Linked DNA regions of Homo sapiens: region 2 is linked to region 1. Evidence: read pairs that join two places in POLR2A ChIA-PET (ENCODE). Cell type or tissue: Caco-2. All regions are shown on one strand. Links, peaks and the distances in the headings refer to the core of each region. The heading gives the core; the rest is flanking DNA. Region 1 overlaps CASC15 (cancer susceptibility 15). Region 2 overlaps CASC15 (cancer susceptibility 15).

What was found. ChIA-PET counts read pairs that join two places held together with the same protein. Peaks named below come from ENCODE experiments on the same cell type or tissue, not always from the same donor. Only the 100,000 strongest peaks of a DNase experiment are listed, where the experiment ranks them.
Region 2: POLR2A ChIA-PET joins it to region 1 with 7 read pairs; 3 of 35 experiments call an interaction of 5 or more read pairs at or near these places.

Annotation. Positions count from the first base shown.
Region 1 is chr6:21,677,031-21,682,415 of GRCh38, forward strand. The region is part of intron 2 of CASC15 (cancer susceptibility 15); the gene reads left to right. Among named protein-coding and RNA genes, the nearest start is that of CASC15, 13 kb to the left of the region's middle. In Caco-2, for the core only: no CTCF peak of the experiment used is centred there; a DNase peak (open chromatin) is centred at 2,231.
Region 2 is chr6:21,962,179-21,967,563 of GRCh38, forward strand. All of the region lies in intron 5 of CASC15 (cancer susceptibility 15), which reads left to right. Among named protein-coding and RNA genes, the nearest start is that of NBAT1, 180 kb to the right of the region's middle. In Caco-2, for the core only: no CTCF peak of the experiment used is centred there; no DNase peak of the experiment used is centred there.

The sequences.
Region 1 (5,385 bases), core at 207-5,206:
TCCTTTCCCTTCCCTTCCTTCCTTCCTTCCCTCTTTCTTTGTTTCGTTCATTTCACCTTGAAGGAATTCAGAGTATAGCTGTTCCAGGACTGGCTAATTCAGCAGATCAGTAACATCATGGTTCCTGGTCAGCTGGTAACCTGGACCTAGGAAAGAAACGGTGAATATTTGTCTTTTTTTTTGAGATGGAGTCTCACTCTCTCTCTCGCCCAGGCTGGAGTGCGGTGGCGTGATCTTGGCTCACTGAAGCCTCTGCCTCCTGGGTTCAAGTAATTCTCTGCCTCAGCCTCCTGAATAGCTGGGATTACAAGTGCCCGCCACCACACCCAGCTAATTTTTGTATTTTTAGTAGAGACAGGGTTTCACCATCTTGGCCAGGCTGATCTTGAACTCCTGACCTCATGGTCCACCCGCCTCGGCCTCTCAAAGTGCTGGGATTACAGGCGTGAGCCACCTTGCCCGGCCGAATATTTGTCTGAATACAAACACACGCGCACACATGCACACGTTTAAGTATACTATTTGATGATTTTTGGAGTGGGGAGACTTATAGAATTGTACTACTTTCACCATTTCCAGAACTTTATTTTTATTTTATTTATTTATTTATTTTTGAGACTGAGTCTCGCTCTGTCACCCAGGCTGGAGTGCAGTGGCGTGATCTTGGCTTACTGCAAGCTCCACCTCCCAGGTCCACGCCATTCTTCTGCCTCAGCCTCCCGAGTAGCTGGGACTACAGGTGCCTGCCACCATGCCTGGCTAATTTTTTGTATTTTTAGTAGAGACGGGGTTTCACCGTGTTAGCCAGAATGGTCTTGATCTCCTGACCTCGTGATCCACCCGCCTTGGCCTCCCAAAGTGCTGGGATTACAGGCGTGAGCCACTGCGCCCGGCCCCATTTCCAGAACTTTCTATCATTCCCTAAAGATCCCTTGTGTCCACTGTGGTCAATTTCTATTCCCATCCACCAGTCACAGGTAACTACTAGTTTCTATCTCTATATATGTCTACATTTTCAGAACAGTTTATGGAGGTGGAATCTTACAATTAGTGTGGCCTTTTTGCCTGGCTTCTTTTGCTCACCATAAAGTTTATGAGATCAGTCTGTGTCATAGCATGTATCAGTAGTTTGATCCTTTTCATTGGTGTGTAGTGGTGCATCGTGTGGACATACCATGTTTTGTCTGTCTAGTCACCAGGTGATGGATATGTTAGTTGTTTCCGTTTTTGCAGCTACCACGAATAATACTGCTATGAGCATATGTGCATAACTCTTTGTATTGGCTGGGCATGGTGGCTCATGCCTGTAATCCTAGCACTTTGGGAGGCTGAGACTGGTGGATTGCTTGAGCCCAGGAGTTCAAGACCAGCCTGGGCAACGTGGTGAAACCTCATCTCTACCAAAAATACAATAAATTAGGTGGGTGTGGTTGCACATGCCCGTAGTCCCAGCTATCCAGGAAGCTGCAGTGGGAGGGTCACCAGAGCCCGGGAGGTCGAGGCTGCAGTGAGCTGTGATGATGCCACTGCCCTCCAGCCTGGGCAACAGAACGAGACTCTGTCTCAAAAAAAAAAAAAGTCTTTGTATAGACACCCGTTTTTATTTCTCTTGGGTGTAGATACCCAGGAGTTGAATTGTGGATTGTATGGTAATTTATATTCAACTATTTTTTTCCTTTCTTTTTTTTTTTTTTTTTTTTGGGACGGAGTTTCGCTCTTGTTGCCCAGGCTGGAGTGCAATGGTGTCATCTCAGCTCACTGCAACCTCTGTCTCCCGGGTTCAAGCCATTCCCCTGCCTCAGCCTTCTGAGTAGCTGGGGATTACAGGCATCCGCCACCACGCCCAGCTAATTTTTTGTATTTTTAGTAGAGACAAGATTGCACTATTTTGGCCAGGCTGGTCTTGAACTCCTGACCTCAGGTAATCCACCCACCTCGGCCCCCCAAAGTGCTGGGATTATAGGCATGAGCCACTGCACCCGGCTATATTCAACTTTTTAAGACACTGCCAAACTGTTTTCCAAAGTGACAATACCATGTTACAGGTTGGAGGTTTCCGTCAGCAATATATGAGGGTTTCAGTGTCTCCAAATCCTGGCCTTTTATGAGTCAGAGGAAAAACTTTCGCAGAAGTCTACAAGAGGACTTCCCAGGGTAACTACAGTAGCCCATGACAAACACTAGTCACTGATAAGCAGACACATCTGAGAGGCTTAGACTGGTCAACTAACACCCCAGGCCCGGGAAGGGGCTCATAATGCTTATCAGTGCCCAGTGTCAGAACACAGTTGAAGGGGGATGGCTATTGGATACGAACCCAGCAAAGGCATTCATATGTCCATGCGTCAGGGTAAGCTTGGATTATTGATTTAAACATACAGATTGGAGCCAGATGCTGTGTGTATGTCACAATCATGATTTTATTTTATTTATTTATTTATTTAGACAGAGTCTCACTCTGTCACCCAGGCTGGAGTGCAATGGCTTGATCTTGACTCACAGCAACCTCTGCCTCCCTGGTTCAAGCGATTCTCCTGCCTCAGCCTCCCGAGTAGCTGGGATTACAGGCACCCGCCATCATGACCGGCTAATTTTTGTATTTTTAGTAGAGACGGGGTTTCACCATGTTGACCAGGCTGGTCTTGAACTCCTGACCTCAGGTGATCCTCTCTCCTCAACCTCCCAAAGTACTGGGATTACAGGCGTGAGCCACCGCGCCCAGCCACAATCATGATTTTAGAAGTTACAAACTCTAATGGAAACAATCCACTCTGTTGGAATTTAGGTTATTAAGGTATTCTATGACTAACATAGTAGGAGTTTCTGAGGCCAGGCATGGTGGCTCATGTGTGTAATCCCAGCATTTTGCGAAGCTGAGGTGGGAGGATCACTTGAGGCCAGGAGTTCCAGAGCAGCCTGGGCAACATAGTGGTACCCCATCTCTACAAAATAAATAAATAAAAATTAAAAGAGTTTCTGAAAAGTAACCTGTCCAAACGAAGAGCAAAACAAGCACAGCTTTGGTAAGTGACTCCATGGGCAGTTGCTAAGCCCCAGCATTCCTTTTCTATGAGGCAACATGTAACTTTTCCAGCATCCCAGCAACAGTTTTTCATAATCTTGGTTAAGTGTAAGTTAACAGCCACCAAATCCTTGGCTTAGGATGTAGAAAGGTATTTAGACAAGGTTAAGTATTGGGCAACTTGGCAGCAACTTGAGAAAAATTATTTGAGCTTGGATGGAATAAAAAAAGACTGTATTTTCATAGTCTTACCTTATTCTTATGTAAATGTCTTTTATTGTGAGGTATGCATGCGTAAGGATAGGTAAATCTACCATGTAGGGGGATATTGATACTCTGTTGTACCCTCTGTTGGAAAATCCAGAACATGCGGGTCAACATGTTTATGATCAGTAGAGTGATATGGTCTCAAGCAATTCATGCTTAGAAGTCCCTGAATATCTGAAGCCAAAATTTTTATAATTGGAATGCATGCATAGATAATTTTGATAATTTATGCATAGCTTCAGATCATTGTGGGGGAAATAATGTTTGAAATGGATTTCTGTGACACTTGTCTTAAATTAATGGGATGACTTTCCATTTTTTCTTCAAATTTGAGTTGGTACCATTACAGACTGTGATAGAATTTTGAAACTGTGGTTTTAATCCTAGTATTTTGGATTACGTAGTGTCTTTTTTTTTTTTTTTTTTTTTTGTCTTGAGACAAAGTCACTGTGGCCCAGGCTGGAATGCAGTGGTGTGATTACGGTTCACTGCAGCCTCTACCTCCCCGGCTCAGGTATTATCCAATCTCAGCCTCCCAGAATAGCTGGGGCTACAGGCATACACCACCATGCTCAGCTAATTTTTGTATTTTTTGTACAGACGCAATTTCACCATGTTACCCAGGCTGGTCTGGCACTCCTTGGCTCAAGCAATAGCAGTCTGCCTGCTGCAGCTCTCCAAGTGCTGGGATTACAGGTATGAGCTACCAAGCCAGGCCATGACTTTTTTTTTTTAACCCAAACAACTCCAGTAGTTCTCTCATTGTAGACTATTTCATTTTAGAAATAAGGAAAACCAAGAGAAATTTAAAGGTTTTTTTTTTTTTTTTTTTGAGACAGAGTTTCACTCTTGTCACCCAGGCTGGAGTGCAGTGGCACAATCTCGGCTCACCGCAACCTCCTCCTCCTGGGTTCCAGCGATTCTCCTGCCTCAGCCTCCTGAGTAGCTGGGATTACAGGTGCCCACTACCATGGCTGGCTAATTTTTGTAATTTTAGTAGAGATAGGGTTTCGCCATGTTGGCCAGGCTAGTCTTGAACTCCTGACCTCAGATGATCCACCCACCTTGGCCTCCCAAAGTGCTGGGATTACAGTGTGTGCCACCATATCTGGCCAAGGTTCTTAATTATTGGTGTTAGTGAATATGAAGTATACATCTTAAAATTTATAGTTCAGTATTCTATTTTTCTCAGAGAAGTGGTAGAGAAGCATTACAGAAGTACTTGTGCAGCAGTATCTTATGCATCATCTTATTTGATTCTCACTGGAATTCCATATAATAGCTGTTAGTAACATTCTCATTTTATAGGCGAAGAAACTGGGGTTCAGCAAAATGTCCAGTTCAAGTTATCAAACTAGTAAATTGCACAATGCAGCTCTTTTGACTTTGCACTAGATATTAGGGATCAGTAATGTAAACCAGGAAGAGAGAATGTTTCCTTGAGAGCTCCCACTCACCCTGATAATTTTTCTAGTTTCACCTTGAGACTTACTCTTATTCTGCAAATACTGTGACTGTATCTTGAGACCCAAACATTTAATGAGGCTTAAAAAGAGGATGGTCTACTTTGCTGGTGGTTTTTTTTTTTTTTTTTTTTTTTTTTTTTTTTGAGACAGAGTCTGGCTCTGTCGCCCAGGCTGGAGTGCAGTGGCACAATCTCAGCCCACTGCAACCTCCACCACCCAGGTTCAAGCGATTCTCTTGCCTCAGCCTCCCAAGTAGCTGGGACTACAGGTGCCTGCCACCACGCCCAGCTAATTTTTTGTATTTTTAGTAGAGATGGGGTTTCACCGTGTTAGCCAGGATGGTCTTGATCTCCTGACCTCGTGATCTGCCCGCCTCGGCCTCCCAAAGTGCTGGGATTACAGGGGTGAGCCACCGCACCCGGCCCTCTGCTGGTGTTTTTAGATTTCAGAGGGAGAGATTGTGTTGCAAGCAGCAGTTGAGAAGCCGGCATGACGGTGAAATCCGTCTGTGTTCAAGAGTTTTACTTGTCAGATTTTAATGGATGGCGTCATTATCTCTAAGGAACTCCCAAAAGATGATACATAGCAATACTCATAGAGTCCCTATTCTGCAGCAAAAGAAAAATGATT
Region 2 (5,385 bases), core at 177-5,176, 290 kb after region 1:
AGTTTTTATGGTATATTGGAGCATATTTTTGAATCTTAAATATTAGTTAACATATTAACATTTCCACATTTTCTGTGTTTATTTTCTATTAAATGCCATTCAAGTTATTTTTATTTTACTTGTTTTTTTTTGAGACGGAGTCTCGCTCTGTCACCCAGACTGGAGTGCAGTGGCCTGATCTCAGCTCACTGCAAGCTCCGCCTCCTGGGTTCACGCCATTCTCCTGCCTCAGCCTCCCGAGTAGCTGGGACTACAGGCACCCGCCACCACGCCCAGCAATTTAGCTGTCTCAAAAAGAATAAAAAAAAAAAATAAAAGGACCCATTTTAAGTTCCCTTAACATTTATTTTTCACGTTTTTTTTTTTTTGAGATGGAGTCTCGCTCTGTCGCCAGGCTGGAATGCAGTGGCGTGATCTCAGCTCACTGCAACCTCCACCTCCCGGGTTCAAGCGAGTCTCCTGCCTCAGCCTCCCAAGTAGCTGGGACTACAGGTGCATGCCACCACGCCCACCTAATTTTTGTATTTTTAGTGGAGACGGGGTTTCAACATGTTGGCCAGGATGGTCTCGATCTCTTGACCTCATCATCTGCCCGGCTCAGTCTCCCAAAGTGCTGGGATTACAGGTGTGAGCCACCACACCTGGCTATTTTTCACTTATTTTGTACAGTGCATTAAAGATATCATTTTGTATTTTTAGTAGAGACGAGGTTTCACCATGTTAGCCAGGATAGTCTAGATCTCCTGACCTTGTGATCTGCCTGCCTCAGCCTCCCAAAGTGCTGGGATTACAGGCATGAGCCACCACGCCCGGCCCATTCAAGTTATTTAAGCAAATATTGAACAGGACAGAGTAAGTAGAAACTTAAAGGTATTCTTTAGTCTTCAGATCTATAATTTGACTTTGTCACATCTACTTAATTAAAAACACTCATTGCGGGAAGAATGGTACAACAAGCTTTCATCTGGGATTATTTTTCTTCTGCCTAAAAGGTCGTTTTTGAATTTCTTCAGTTCAGGTATTCTGGTGATACAATCCCTCTGACTTTATTTAAAGGACTCTATCTTGCCTTTATTTTTAAGAAGTATTTTCACTGGGCATAGAATTCTTGGAAATTATTTTCTTTCAGTGCATTAAAGATATCATTTCTGATATCAAACCTTCTGGCTACCATGTTTCCATTGAGAGTCTTATATTTGCCATTTGAAAACTCTCTTCCCATAAGCACCGCCATCCCTGACAGCTTTAAAAAATGTTCTCTTTTCCAGTAGTTTTGAAATTTCATTTGTCTTTGAACTATAATGTTCTAGGTATAGATTTCCTTCTATTTACCTTACTCAATATTTGTAGCACTTCTTTTACTTGCGGCTTGAAGAAATTTATTTTGGAAAATTCTCTCCTATTATCCCTTTAGTATTGCTTTTACCTAATTCTCTTCTCTTTTCTGGGATTCTAATTAAATGTGTATGAAACTATGTTCCACGTTACTTTCTGTTTTTCTCTCCATGCTTTAATCTGGATATTTTCTTACATATTATTCATTTTTCTTTTATCTCTTTAGCTGTATACGATATGCTGCTGGACCCATCTTTTGAATATTTTCCTACCAGTAGTTATATTTCAAATTATAGAGTGCTCCTTTTGATTCATTTTACATGGAATCCTTTAGTTTTGCTGTCTGATTTATTAAACATATAAATCACAGTTTATACTTAAATCTCCTTCTGTTAACTACAATATCTTACTTCCCTATGGGTCTGTTTCTGTTGTTTCTTTTCTCTTGCTTTTTGGTTAATTCTTATTTTTGTAAGCAAAATTCTTATTTTATAAAATAAGCATCTTATTTTTATAAGCGTGAATGCTGGGCATTGTGTATTAAAATATAGAGACAATTTTACCTGTGTGTGATGTGGATTTCCTTTTCTTCTGGGGCTGGGCGGACAGGGTAAGGATGGATCACCTTGATCTGTGCAGGGATTAAACTGTTCTGAAGATGGGCTTTAGTCTTTGTGAGGGCTGCTTCTGGTTTATGCTTACTTCTTTGGGTTAGCACTTTGGAATCACAGCTGAAAGTGGGGGTTGCAGGACCTTTTTCCCTTAGCAGGCTATGAACTCTGATTTTTGCCTGTCCTGCTCTCGGAAGCTGAAATAAACCTGTTCAACTTAGTTTTCCACTGTCTGCAATAGAGTCAGCAAGTGGGTTAAAGAGAAGTCAAATGTCAGGCTCCCTTCTCTCCACAGTCATGACCTTTCAAATCATTGTACCTTGATAGTCCTCTAATACCTTCAAGCAGAGGCTGTTTTAACGATTTATTTTCCTGGTTATTTTAGCTCGCTGTTGGGAAGGTTGGTCTGATCTAATCTAGCCCATTATATTGAAGTAGAAGTTGAAGTACTTCTTTAAGGCACTCTAATCCTACATGTTTTGATACCTTGATGCTATGTTCAATAATTTCAAATGCCAAGTTGCTGTTAACCTGTGCCATCTTGAACTCTTGTTTATCAGAAGTTTTTGATCAAGCTACTGAAAATTTTGTATAGCCATAACGAAAACACCTCAATGTTATGTCATATGTTTGCATTTAAAGATAGTTTACAAATTTTACTCATATTATTGCATTTAATCTTTACAACAGTCATGTGATGTCAAATATCATGATTAAGTTCTCCATGGAGACTTATCTGTAATTTTAGTGAATAAAGAAAATCTGTATTAATTTACCTCTAGTTAAGTGAATATTCTGGAAAATGGGAATGAAAAGAAGGGGGTATTTGAGAGCAATTTAACAGGTTAATATTGAGATTAACCCGTTTGTGGAATGCAGAGTGGTGATCATTTTGCTTGGGTAAACGACGAGGATGGTTATTCTTCCTTTAAGTAAAAGGAGATTCTATTAAGAGGAGAATTAAATTTTGGCAGGTTAATAATGAATGGATAAAATTAGTACTGAATTGTGCTCCCAGAAGGGAGAATTACTGTGGGCTAAAAAGAGCTTTGTGGTGGAGTTGAGATTATTATTGGACGTTTTGAGGAGGAGAGGAAATGAGAAGGAGGCAGGGCAATCTTAGGGGAGAATCTAAAATTAGAAACCACTCCCCCTCCTCCTTCCTCCCCTCCTCCTTCCTCCCCTCCTCCTTCTTCCCCTCCTCCTTCTTCCCCTCCTCCTTCTTCCCCTCCTCCTTCTTCCCCTCCTCCTTCTTCCCCTCCTCCTTCTTCCCCTCCTCCTTCTTCTCCTCCTCCTTCCTCTCCTCCTCTCCCCCCACCACCCCTTTCATTAAGGGCTTACAAAGTACCAGGCACTGTGCTATGTTTGTGCATACATCCTTATTTAATTTTCAACCCTATAAGATAGTTAATCTAATGGTCCCTATTTTATTTATTATTTATTTATTTTTGTGAGACAGAGTCTCACTCTGTTGCCCATGCTGGAGTGCAGTGGCATGATCTCGGCTCACTGCAGCCTCCACCGCCCAGGCTCAAGTGATTTTACTCCCTCAGCCTCTGGAGTATCTGGGATTACAGACGTGTGCCATCACGCCTGGCTAATTTTTGTATTTTTAGTAGAGACGGCGTTTCACCGTGTTGGCCAGGCTGGTCTTGAATTCCTGACCTCAGGTGATCCACCTGCCTTAGCCTCCCAGAGTGCTGGGATTACAGGTGTGAGCCACCACGCCCAGCCAGCCAGTGGTCCCTATTTTATAGCCTTGTCCATTTGTCAGGCAATGAAACCACTGCCTTAAAATGGAGCCAACCGCTGAAGCATAACTTTGATAATGAGATTGTTGTCAATTATAGGGGTCCCTGAACTGAGTCCAAGTGAGTGCATTCAGATTTTCACCTGAAGACAACTGGCCATGCAAAGTGCAATTTTCAGAAGATGGTGTAGACAGTAGAGTGCCCGATAGGTGGGATGCTGGTTGGGAGGTGGAGAACGTAGAGCACAGGGCACGGTTGGGGGCCACCTCTGCAGTACACAGTACATAAGGAAGTCCCCCTGCTGGAGCGGAACCAGCAGGAAGAGAAAAGATGGGGCTGATGTGAGATTTCAAAGCCAGAAAAGTCAGGACTTAGTGACTGTGAAGATGTGAAAGGTGACGGAGAGGAATGTTATAAAGAGGGTTTCAAGCCTGGGACAGAAGTTCTCCAAACTGTTGTTTCCTGCCTCTGTCCTTCCTGCATTCCTACCCTCCTAACTCAACAGGTGAGTAGGTGAGCGTCTCTGTCCACGACTCCTTTCAGTTGCTACTCTCAGCCAAGTCTGGCCTGCAGCTCCCCTCAAACATCCTCCTGCCCTAGAATGTTCTCAGCGATTCCCTCCTGTTTTTACTTTCTGTTAAGTGTGTATTTCCAATTTAGTATTGTGATTTCCTCCTTTTTCCCTTTCCCTTTTTTCCTTTTTCTTCCACTCCCAACCTTCCTCTTTTTCATTAATTTTTTTTTAATTTAAAATGTTTTGAACATATAAACTCAGTACTACATTGAGCTTTTTGGGTGCAGGGACCGTGATTTCTGTAGACTTCTATTTCTGTGATCCAGTACTATGTCTAACATGTATTACATGCTGAACATATGAATGAATAAATGGGAAATCCTGGGGAGTGTACCAGAAATAGGTATAAAGACATAAAGTTCATAGCAATATAGAAGTAGAAACCGACTATCATTGATTTTATTGTCAAGAGGTGTTCTTCCTTTTTCTCTTACAAAAATCCATATGGATTTCAGTATATTTCATCTCTGACTACTCCATAGAATAACAGTTAACTCCACAAATAATATATTTTGAGACAATAATAACCAAGAAGAACAAAATCAACAGAACACGCTATACCATAATATTTTTGATGGGTTCTTCTTACAGCTGATTTTACCCCTTCTAGTCCAAATTTTTGCTTGATAAAGGTCCTGCTGGATAAAGATTCTGATAAGCTACAAAATGCCCAAATGTTGGACAGTAGAAGGGAGGGAAAGAGGGAAAACACTTTGCAGAATGGTTCATTTGCTTCATGGAGTTGAATATCATCGAGTCCTAGGGAAAGCCTGCTGTTTTTGGAAAGTGGACAAAAAGAGGGATTGCATAGAGCTTGGAATTTAAGAGAGAAACTGTGGAACAAAGATGTAACGACATTCATTAATTTAGATCTAGATTGAGAATTTTTATATTAGGAAAAAAATGCCAATAAAAACAATTTGCCGCCTCATCTGAAATCCAGCATTATGTGCTTAGAAATTACTGCCTCTGATCATTAGCCGGCAGGCGGGCCTTCCCCAGAGGTCTGTCTTGTGGTAGGGAAATCAAACAGCCATGCTGGCAGCAGTTTTATCCTTTTCTGGAAGGAGATTCGCACTCTCGGCTTTGTGTGTAGTTATCTGACTATCTCTTC